Regions from separate parts of the Homo sapiens genome. Here regions 2 and 3 are each linked to region 1. Evidence: chromatin contacts called from ENCODE Hi-C or POLR2A ChIA-PET data. All regions are on one chromosome and are shown on one strand. Each heading gives the region's core, a stretch centred on a gene start or an enhancer-like site at or near the end of the contact. The rest is flanking DNA. Distances are from core to core; before and after follow the strand shown. Region 1 holds the start of ARFGAP2 (ARF GTPase activating protein 2). Region 2 holds the start of NDUFS3 (NADH:ubiquinone oxidoreductase core subunit S3). Region 3 overlaps CELF1 (CUGBP Elav-like family member 1).

What was found. Hi-C counts contacts between places; a loop is a spot of excess contacts on that map. ChIA-PET counts read pairs that join two places held with the same protein, here RNA polymerase II (POLR2A). Pooled maps may share reads with other maps.
Region 2: a map of naive thymus-derived CD4-positive, alpha-beta T cell shows a loop between it and region 1 (16-fold over the local background). The contact joins the promoter of NDUFS3 here to the promoter of ARFGAP2 in region 1. A Hi-C loop is called at or near these places in 3 of 168 maps with a recorded cell type or tissue (CD4-positive, alpha-beta memory T cell, CD8-positive, alpha-beta T cell and naive thymus-derived CD4-positive, alpha-beta T cell), 1 of 37 single-sample maps with no recorded cell type and 11 of 50 pooled maps. POLR2A ChIA-PET finds 5 or more read pairs at or near these places in 1 of 52 experiments (activated CD8-positive, alpha-beta T cell).
Region 3: a pooled map shows a loop between it and region 1 (4-fold over the local background). The contact joins the enhancer-like site here to the promoter of ARFGAP2 in region 1. A Hi-C loop is called at or near these places in 5 of 50 pooled maps. POLR2A ChIA-PET finds 5 or more read pairs at or near these places in 2 of 52 experiments (CD8-positive, alpha-beta memory T cell and WTC11).

Annotation. Positions count from the first base shown.
Region 1 is chr11:47,175,257-47,178,280 of GRCh38, reverse strand. It overlaps ARFGAP2 (ARF GTPase activating protein 2), which reads left to right and starts at 1,402. Exons shown (of 16, transcript NM_032389.6): 1 at 1,402-1,499; 2 at 1,647-1,765; 3 at 2,358-2,430; 4 at 2,968-3,024. The coding sequence starts at 1,428. It overlaps PACSIN3 (protein kinase C and casein kinase substrate in neurons 3), which reads left to right. Exons shown (of 11, transcript NM_016223.5): 11 at 235-759. The coding sequence ends at 350. RefSeq lists enhancers at 275-324, 405-454, 302-883, 1,425-1,654 and a silencer at 945-1,374.
Region 2 is chr11:47,577,824-47,580,787 of GRCh38, reverse strand. NDUFS3 (NADH:ubiquinone oxidoreductase core subunit S3) reads right to left here and starts at 1,714. Exons shown (of 7, transcript NM_004551.3): 1 at 1,630-1,714; 2 at 1,454-1,519; 3 at 166-263. The coding sequence starts at 1,696. KBTBD4 (kelch repeat and BTB domain containing 4) reads left to right here and starts at 1,818. Exons shown (of 4, transcript NM_018095.6): 1 at 1,818-1,855; 2 at 2,760-2,964. The coding sequence starts at 1,837. RefSeq lists a silencer at 1-199 and enhancers at 941-1,599, 1,668-1,907, 1,600-2,259.
Region 3 is chr11:47,511,991-47,515,014 of GRCh38, reverse strand. All of the region lies in intron 1 of CELF1 (CUGBP Elav-like family member 1), which reads left to right. Among named protein-coding and RNA genes, the nearest start is that of CELF1, 40 kb to the left of the region's middle. RefSeq lists a silencer at 1,316-1,455. Within about 2 kb of position 1,619, at least 12 of the 41 ENCODE cell types and tissues checked have a DNase peak (open chromatin) inside an H3K27ac peak, as active enhancers do.

The DNA of each region.
Region 1 (3,024 bases), core at 153-2,652:
CTTAAGGGCCAGTCCTCTGTCCCTTCAGCTGTTCCAGGTCCAGATAGCTGGTGCCTGGTGGCTGCATTCAGGGTCTGGGGTGGGGCAGCTTGCTGACCTTGACCTGCCTCTGCCTGAGCCATGTCTTTGCTAGCTGGGCTCTGGGACCACACCATCCCCCTCAGTCCTTGACCCAGTTGCAGGAACAGGGCCTGGGCCAGGGCCACTGGCAGTGACCAATCCCCTTTCCCCCAGGGGAGGAGCTGCTGAAGATGAGTGAGGAGGACGAGCAGGGCTGGTGCCAAGGCCAGTTGCAGAGTGGCCGCATTGGCCTGTACCCTGCCAACTACGTGGAGTGTGTGGGCGCCTGAGTGTCCTGACAGCCCTTCTGCAACGTTTACCCACCCTGGTTCAGAGCCCAGCTTCTCCTGGAGAGCCGGACCCTCAGGGCCCTGAACCGTCGCTCTCTGGCTGCTCCTCTGTCCCTTGAGGGAGGAAGTCCTGGGACCCAGGGAGGGGAGGGGCCTTTGTCTAGGGAAGGGACTGGTAGGGAAGGGACGAGTCTAGGCTGAGGGCAAGATGGGAGGTCAGAGGTGACAGAAGCGTTCAGGGGTGCCTGGGCCTCCCCAGGAGCTGTGGACTCAGTTCCTGACCTCTGCTTTGGGGTTCCTGGGGTGGGCTTGGGGTGAGTGTAGTTCTGGCCTAGCAGCACCCTCTTGTGGCTTGTTCTAGCGTGTATTAAAACTTGACACACACCCACACACAAAAACAAAAACACCACTGTCGGGCTCATGTGCATTTTTTTGATAGGACACCCTTGCCAGGCCACCAGAGGGCATCTAGAGAGAGGCCTAGCGTCTGTTATGGGGCCGGGGTTGGAAAAGGGTTTGCCTGCTTGGTACCTGCTCTGGAACTTCGAGATACTAATCTGGAGTGGAGGGGACTCGCTGTCAGGCTTGCTGTTAACCGAGAACGGCTGAAGGCTGGGCGAGACGCGGGCCAATGCGTCTGCCCGTTCGGGCCGGAGGGACGAGGAGTGTTTGGGCAGCCTAATCCTTATTCATCGATCTGTAATTAGCTGGAGTGGGGGTCCCCGCCCCCAGCCTCCCGCAGCCTGCGCGGCGTGGGGGCGACTCCACCTGGGGGTTGCGGCGTGGGAGGGGCGGGGGGAAGGGTACTACGCGCGCGAGGAGGTTTGGGCCGGTCCGCGCGCCGTCGCCCCGCCCCGGCTGCGGATTGGCCCGGCGCGGCGTTGATTCTTGCGGCCGCGGTTGTCGTCGCCGCCCCCGTCCCGCCGGCTGCCCATTGGTCCAGATCGGACTCCAATCACCCCACCCCTCGGCTGGCCCAGGCACCGCTGAGGCCGGCCTGGTGAGCCCGCCCTCCCCGCCGTGGATTGGCCCGCGGCGGGACCCGTCAGCCGCGGTTGTGTCTGGGAAGGAGAGAAAATGGCGGCGGAGCCGAACAAGACCGAAATCCAGACTCTTTTTAAGAGGCTTCGCGCAGTTCCAACCAACAAGGTGCGTGAGCAGGGGGCGCGCGGAGTCTCTCGTCCCGCTGGGGCCTGAGGGAGGGAGAAGGGCGGAGGTGGGTTATGTTTCTGGGGTGTCGGTGCCTGGCCTTTACTCGGGGCCCCTGACGATTCGCTCATCGCCGCCTCCACCCAGGCCTGTTTCGACTGCGGCGCCAAGAATCCGAGTTGGGCCAGCATCACGTACGGTGTTTTCTTGTGCATTGACTGTTCCGGGGTGCACCGCTCCCTGGGCGTCCATCTGAGCTTCATCAGGTAGGCTCTCCGCGCGGTTGCCGTGTTTCCACCCGGCCGGCCAGGGGTGTCTGGGCAACAAGGGAGAGTGGCTGCCTCGACTTGGGCCGCTCTGAATTCGGTGGGAAGCCTCTGGGCCGAGAGGGTCCGGTAGCCTCCTGCCAGAGGGAACCACCTGTGTGGGCCCTTTGGCACATGGGCGGTCCGTCTCCGCCTCTGGGCCAAAACTTCCTCTTTTTTGACGGTCAGGCTTGAGACTCTGAGCGTTAGTTGAGGGGAAAGGGAGGCATTGACCTTGTTGTTGCTGATATGTTGTTAGACCAGTATGTCTCTAGTGAGACTGTGACCATCCATTAGGGGAAAGCCAAATCCAGGCGTGCGTGCCTGAGAATGTGACCTCCTTTCGGATCTGGGGACATAATTAGTACTCTTTGGAGTAAATGAACGAAGAGGAGAGTTTTCATGGACAGGGTAGTGTGGAGGAAATGGGGTGATGGCTGATTAATGTTTCCTGGGTGCCTACAGCAGCCTGAGGCCAAGTGACAGGTATCCGGGTTGCCAGGGAAATCCTGCTGGTATCTGCTAGTGGGTGAGACGCAGCCCTTGTACACAGGTCCACAGAGTTGGATTCCAACTGGAACTGGTTCCAGCTGAGGTGTATGCAGGTCGGCGGGAATGCCAATGCGGTAAAGCTCCTTCTACTTCCCTCACCTTCCATTCTTCTGCCTGGTTACTAACTTTGCACGACTCCCTAAGAGGCCCTGTCGTTTTCCCTGTTCAGAGGGTTCTCTGTTCTATAACACCACCATAAGCTATTTTCTGAAAACTTCGAAACTGGTCACAGCTTCTCTTAAATGGGTTTCAGATTCCAATTAAACTGGGCAGGTGTTCTTGGGGAAAAGCCACAGGAGTTGGGAGCCTTCACAGTCATTGGGTCTTGTGGGCCTGCCCTGGATGAAGGATGGGGAGGCTGGGTATGGGATGTTGTGCTCAGGCAGCGTTCAGTGGGGCCTGGACTTCAGTCATATCAGAGGATGGCCCGCTGCAAGGTGTTTTTTGCAGGAATTTCGAGAAACTTTATCTCTGAAAAACCGGTGTCAGTAGCGTGTATCATCCTGTATAGATAATAACTTCGCTGTCATAAGGAGATGTCTCCTACAGCCAACACGTTTCCTTCTTGAGAATCACCCGTAGCACGCGCTGCTCTCTTCTTTGCTCTCCAGACGGCTTTTTTTCGCCAACATGGATGCACAGCCAATGATGCCAACACCAAATATAAT
Region 2 (2,964 bases), core at 465-2,964, 400 kb before region 1:
AACAGCTAACTTCAGCTGGAGTCACCTGGTTTAATGCTGAGAGAAAAGTCCAAGCTTGGGATGGAGGAATCTGTAGTTTCTTTGAAACAAGTCTGCCCACTCCCACATGCCCTGCGAACATGGTTCTTTCTTGACCCAGACCCAAATAACATTAGTAAGTATTACCTGAACTTGTTGGACATACTTGGGCAAGATTTCAGCCACATACTCTCCAAAAGCTGAGAGCTGCTTGTGGGCCACATCATTCCGTGGTCTGACAGTGGCTGGAAGGAAAAGGCATATTTAAAAAAGAAATGGAGAAGGCAAAAGCCAGCCCTGCATGCAGTCTCTTAGGCTTGTAAGGGATGTCAAATCCAGGAAAGGCTCCCTGAAGCACCTTGAGAAAGGTGCATGTGAAAGGTTTCCCTTCTAGGGAATACAGTGATGAAAACTTGGGGAAAGTGCCACCTTAACTACACGGTCCTCAGAAAGACTCTTACTATAGCAGCTGGGGTGTTCACCTCTTCTCAAAATTACTCCACAGTTCTTCCCTCACATTGCCTGCATTTCTGCTAAAGCAGTAGTCTCAGTTCTCCTGTCAGACTAAGAGCTGTTTGAGGATGGGAACTGAACTTTTGCCTCTCTGTAGCTCCTTAGCACGCAAGTTTATACCAGGTTCTCAAGCTAAGAACTTCAGGGCTTGAAGATCCCTCACAGACTCTCTCTCTCCTTAAAAGTGTGTGTGTGTGTGTGTGTCAATGAGAAAACTGAGGCCCAGGTGTGTGTGTGTGTGTGTGTGTGTGTGTGTGTGTGTGTGTGTGTGTCAATGAGAAAACCCAGGAAAGGAGAAATGCCAGGTCTCCTAACTCCCAGTCCGTGTATCTTGACTGTAACATAATATGTACATACTCATTCATGCAACCCTAAACCACTGAGCAATCACACATCACAAGCTACAGAATAATGGTTAGGTGTTTCTGCCTCTGGCAGCAGGCAGGCCTACTTTGTCATTCACTAGGTCTTTGACCCTGGGCAGTTTAATTCTTTGGACTGTTTCCTGATCTATAGTAAGAAGAGTAAGATGCTATCTACCCCATAAGGCTGTTGTGAGGACGAAATAAGATCATTCACTAAAACGCTTAGCGAGGTTCCAGGCACACATTAAGCACTCAATTAACGCTAGGTACTATTATTACAGGGCTCTGAGGCCTAAAGGTTATATTGCTTGCTTTCAAAGAGCTGACAGTTTAATCAGACAAAAAGGGGATGATTGAAATGGACAAGGAACAATCAGGGCCATAACAGGCCTAAGGGCACAGGGAGGGCTCGATTCTGCATGCAGGGTGAAGACCACTGCAAGTCAGATCTCCAAGATTTGCCAGGAGGACGTAGGGAAGGGCATCCTAGGGCAAGGACAGGCATCTAAGGGGCCCCGCCGATAGTTCAGAGAAGAGCGCTGCCCGCACATACTCACGGCGCGTGTCGGCCCCGGCGCTCTCCCGCCTCACCGGCAGCAACAGAACGGAGGGTCGCCCAGTCCCTGCACAGGGAGATAAAAGGCACAGACGCGCGGGATGAGCCCTGAGGAGCTCTCTGCACTGGGCACGCCGCTGCGCCTGACCCCGGTCTCAGCTGGCTGCCCGTGCTCACCCCTGGTCAGCGCCGAGGCCCCCAAGATCCCGCGCCACCACAGCCTGGCTACCGCCGCCGCCGCCATGTTACTCAGATGCAGACTAGGCAGCGGACGGAAAGACAGCAGGACACGGAGCCCCAAGGGCACGGACCGGAAACGGAAGTGTGCAGCAGATCTTCTTCCGGGCGGACGTGGAGCCGGAAGCGGAGGTTCCGGGCTCCGGGATGAAAGGAGGGAACGCAGGTGAGAAAGCGAGACAGGCAGGTAGGGAAATCGTGAGGTGAGCGTGGTCCTAGCTCCTTGTGGCAGAGCCTAGAGAGAAGGCGAGGACGCTGAAGAACCAGGCGGGTGAGAGGAGGGGAGGGGGCGGGCGTTTTGGGTTCTACGCTACACACCCCTCCCCCGCTCTCTGAGCCAAGCTTTTGACGAGGGCGGGCGGGCCTGAGCGGGAAGAACGGTTTCCCTGGCGACCGTTTCCAAGACGACTCAAGGTGGAGCGGGGACATTGCACAGGGTGATGGGCCTCCCAGTGCCCCGGCCTGGGGGCGGATGGACTCAAGTTCTGGGACGCAGCCATAGGGAGTCTTTCGAGCGAGCGGGGAAGTGTGGGGGAAGCAGCTCAGAAGAGAGCAAATGTAAGACCCACGGATATCCCAGGCTAGGCTTCATATGGAGCGTCTTAACTCCATGCGCTGGGAAGGAGAGGACCTGGCCACTAGGCCGGGGCCAGGGGTCCTTTTTGTCTGATTCTACTGCCCCTGAGCTTCACTAGTTTTATGCCCCAGTTATTTGGTTAGTAAGGCTTTTACGATCACAGGCCTCTCCCAGCCCTTTGCTTTCATATATTGACCTAAATCCCAAGTCTTTTGTTAACATTATGGAAAGGAATTATTCCGTGTTTTCTCAGGAAAACACCCAGAGTTGGAACTTTTATTTATATCATTAGCGGAGGGGCGCCACTGGGGATAACGAACCCAGATTTGGTTAAAGGATAGCGTCAGGGACATCATGGACAGGGCCAGGACTAAGGCCAATCTGGACCCACTTTGCTCTCACTTCTTCCTTTTCCCTCCCTGAGTTGGACAGTTGGATTCACAGACTATGGCTGTGAATTCCTCAGGTTACTCAAGATGGTGTTGCTTTGCAGACAGCTGGCAGAGAGAGAAGTTGGCTAGCATGGAATCACCAGAGGAGCCTGGAGCATCCATGGATGAGAACTACTTTGTGAACTACACTTTCAAAGATCGGTCACATTCAGGCCGTGTGGCTCAAGGCATCATGAAACTGTGTCTAGAGGAGGAGCTCTTTGCTGATGTCACCATTTCGGTGGAAGGCCGGGAGTTTCAGCTCCA
Region 3 (3,024 bases), core at 370-2,869, 340 kb before region 1:
AAGAATTAGATTCCTCCTCCCACCTCCCAGCTCTCACCACAGTAGGAAGCTGTTTGGGGAGCAGAGAGGAAATACGGGGGATTTGAGAGTTACACCCAGTGTGTGGGCATTTGGGGAGGAAATAGGAAAAGAGATTTTTTAAATTATTTTATTTTTTGAAACAAGGTCTTGCTCTGTCAGCCAGACTGGAGTGCAGTGGCACGATCATGGCTCACTGCAGCCTCAAATTTCTGGACTCAAGCAATCTTCCTACCTCAGCATCCAAATTAGGGCTACAGGCGTGCACTGCCATGCCTGTCTGATTTTTTTTTTTTTTTTTTTTGTAGAGATAGGGTCTTGCTATGTTGCCGAGGCTGGTCTCAAACTCCTGGGTGCTAGAGATGTTCCTGCCTTGGCCTCCCAAAGTGCTGGGATTACAGGCATGAGCCATCATGCCTGGCCAAAAAGAGATTTTTAAAAATGTTTTTTGCATGCTCTGTTTGCCTCATCTGAGTGCCTCTAAAATAGGGTGTCTCTCAGGTGAGACGACCTCTGGTTTAGGTGCTTATATACTCATGGAAAGATCATATAACTAAATGGGAGGTGAGCTAGATTAGGGAGGTAGTTCTATTTATTGGTTGTGAATATGCAAGGATGCTATTGGCAGAGTCAAGCTTTAGGCCATTTGTGGCTCTGATCCTTTAATAATGGCTGCTTACGAGAAAATGTTTATCATTGTTAGGTGCAAAAAAGTAGGTTGTGCAGTATTATACTTAGTATAATATTGAATTTGAAAATTCTGTGTATTTGAGGCCAGACATGGTGGCTCATGCCTGTAATCCCAGTACTTTGGGAGGCCAAGGTGAGCCCATCACTTGAGGTCAGGAGTTCCAGCCTGGCCAACATGTCGAAACCCTGTCTGTACTAAAAAATACAAAAATTAGCTGGGTGTGGTGGTGCACGCCTGTAGTCCCAGCTACTTGGGAGGCTGAGGCAGGAGAATTGCTTGAACCCGGGAGGCAGAGGCTGCAGTGAGCTGAGATCATGCCACTGCACTCCAGCCTGGACAACAGAACAAGACTCCATCTGGGGGGAAAAAAAAAAGGAAAATTTTGTGTATTTGAGTGTTTGTACATTTTATTGTATGCATGGAAGAAATCCTGGTAGAAGATAAACCAAAATATGGTTGTAAGTATAATTAATTAAAGTTGGGGAAATGGAAAAATTAAAACAGGAAGGAATACTTATGAAATATTTTGTTTAAAAAAAAAAAAAGAGGGTGGCCGGGCGCAGTGGCTCACGCCTGTAATCCTAGCACTTTGGGAGGCCGAGGTGGGCGGATCACGAGGTCAGGAGATCGAGACCATCCTGGCTAACATGGTGAAACCCCATCTCTACTAAAAATACAAAAAATTAGGCGTGGTGGCGGGTGCCTGTAGTCCCAGCTACTCGGAAGGCTGAGGCAGGAGAATGGCATGCACCCGAGAGGCGGAGCTTGCAGTGAGCTGAGATCACGCCACTGCACTCCAGCCTGGGTGACAGAGCGAGACTCTGTCTCAAAAAAAAAAAAAGAGGGGGTGCTGCCCACATGTTGCTTTTACAGTACCTGCAATTTCAGGGGGGAAAACCCCCAAAAAACTAGGAAGTGCAAGTATGTCTCAATTCAGGAAAGTTCATAGAAACTTTACAAATTACACCAGATAAACTGGGGAATTAAGTTCAACAATTGAAGGTCTGATATGTGTTACTTTTATTCAGGTGTTCTGTGGATATGAATATAAATGAGAAAGTTGAAACATAGTTCACTAACAACATTTTGAAATGAGATTAAAATCACTAACAACATTTTAAATGAGGTGAATTGTATGTGATGTGGACTAAACTAGATAGCTGTTTAAAAACTTGTTTAGAGAAAATACAATTATAGTTTTAGATGACCTAGTGTTAGTCTAGATTAATCTAGTCCCATCCTCTAGGGATTGGAAGTCCAAGAGGGGACCATTCTAAGAATGGTTGTGAACCCCTTATAGAATCTGATGAAAGCTGTGGATTTTGTTTTCAGGAAATCTCACTTGTCCATTTTCACACGGTTTAGCATAAAGTTTAGTCTGTTTAGCCTAAAGCATTGTTGGGCTTACAGGCCTCCAGCTCCTGAGAGGTCTGCTTCCCGCTTGATCCTTTTATCTGTTTACTTGGCTCTCTGGAGCATGAGAGTAGGTGAACATGGAGTTTTCCAAAGCAGGGGGCCTAACTTACTTATTGAGCTAGGCATGTAACAGGAAGAAAGAAGTAAAGGGCATTGCAAGCTGACCAAAAAGTAATACTTTAAAGAGAATATACTTTTCCCAAGTTATTTCTATTATTTGTCTTTTTTCTCTTTTCCAGTTAAAAGTTTGGGCAGGGTGCGGAGGCTCACATCTGTAATCCCAACATTTCGGGAGGCTGAGGCAGGCAGATCATTTGAGGTCAGGAGTTCGAGACCACCCTGGCTAACATGGCCAGACTCTGTCTCTACTAAAAATACAAAAAAAATTAGCTGGGCAGAGTGATCCCTCATCTCTAAAAAAAAAAAAAAAAAAAAAATTCTGGGCACGGTGGCTCATGCCTGTAATTCCAGCACTTTGGGAGGCCAAGGCAGGTGGATCATGAGGTCAGGAGATCAGGACTATCCTGGCTAATACAGTGAAAACCTGTCTCTACTAAAAATACAAAAAAATTAGCCAGGCTTGGTGGCCAGTGCCTGTAGTCCCAGCTACTCAGGAGGTTGAGGCAGGAGAATCGTTTGAACCTGGGAGGCGGAGGTTGCAGTAAGCAGAGATCATGCCACCGCACTCCAGCCTGGGAAACAGAGCGGGACTCCATCTCAAAACAAAACAAAACAAAAAACCGGGCACAGTGGCTCACTCCTGTAATCCTAGCTTACTCTGGGAGGCCAAGGAGGGTGGATTGCCTAAACTCAGGAGTTCAAGACCAGCTTTGGCAACATGGGGAAACCCTGTTTCTGCTGAAAATACAAAACATTAGCTGGGCATGATGGCTTGTGCC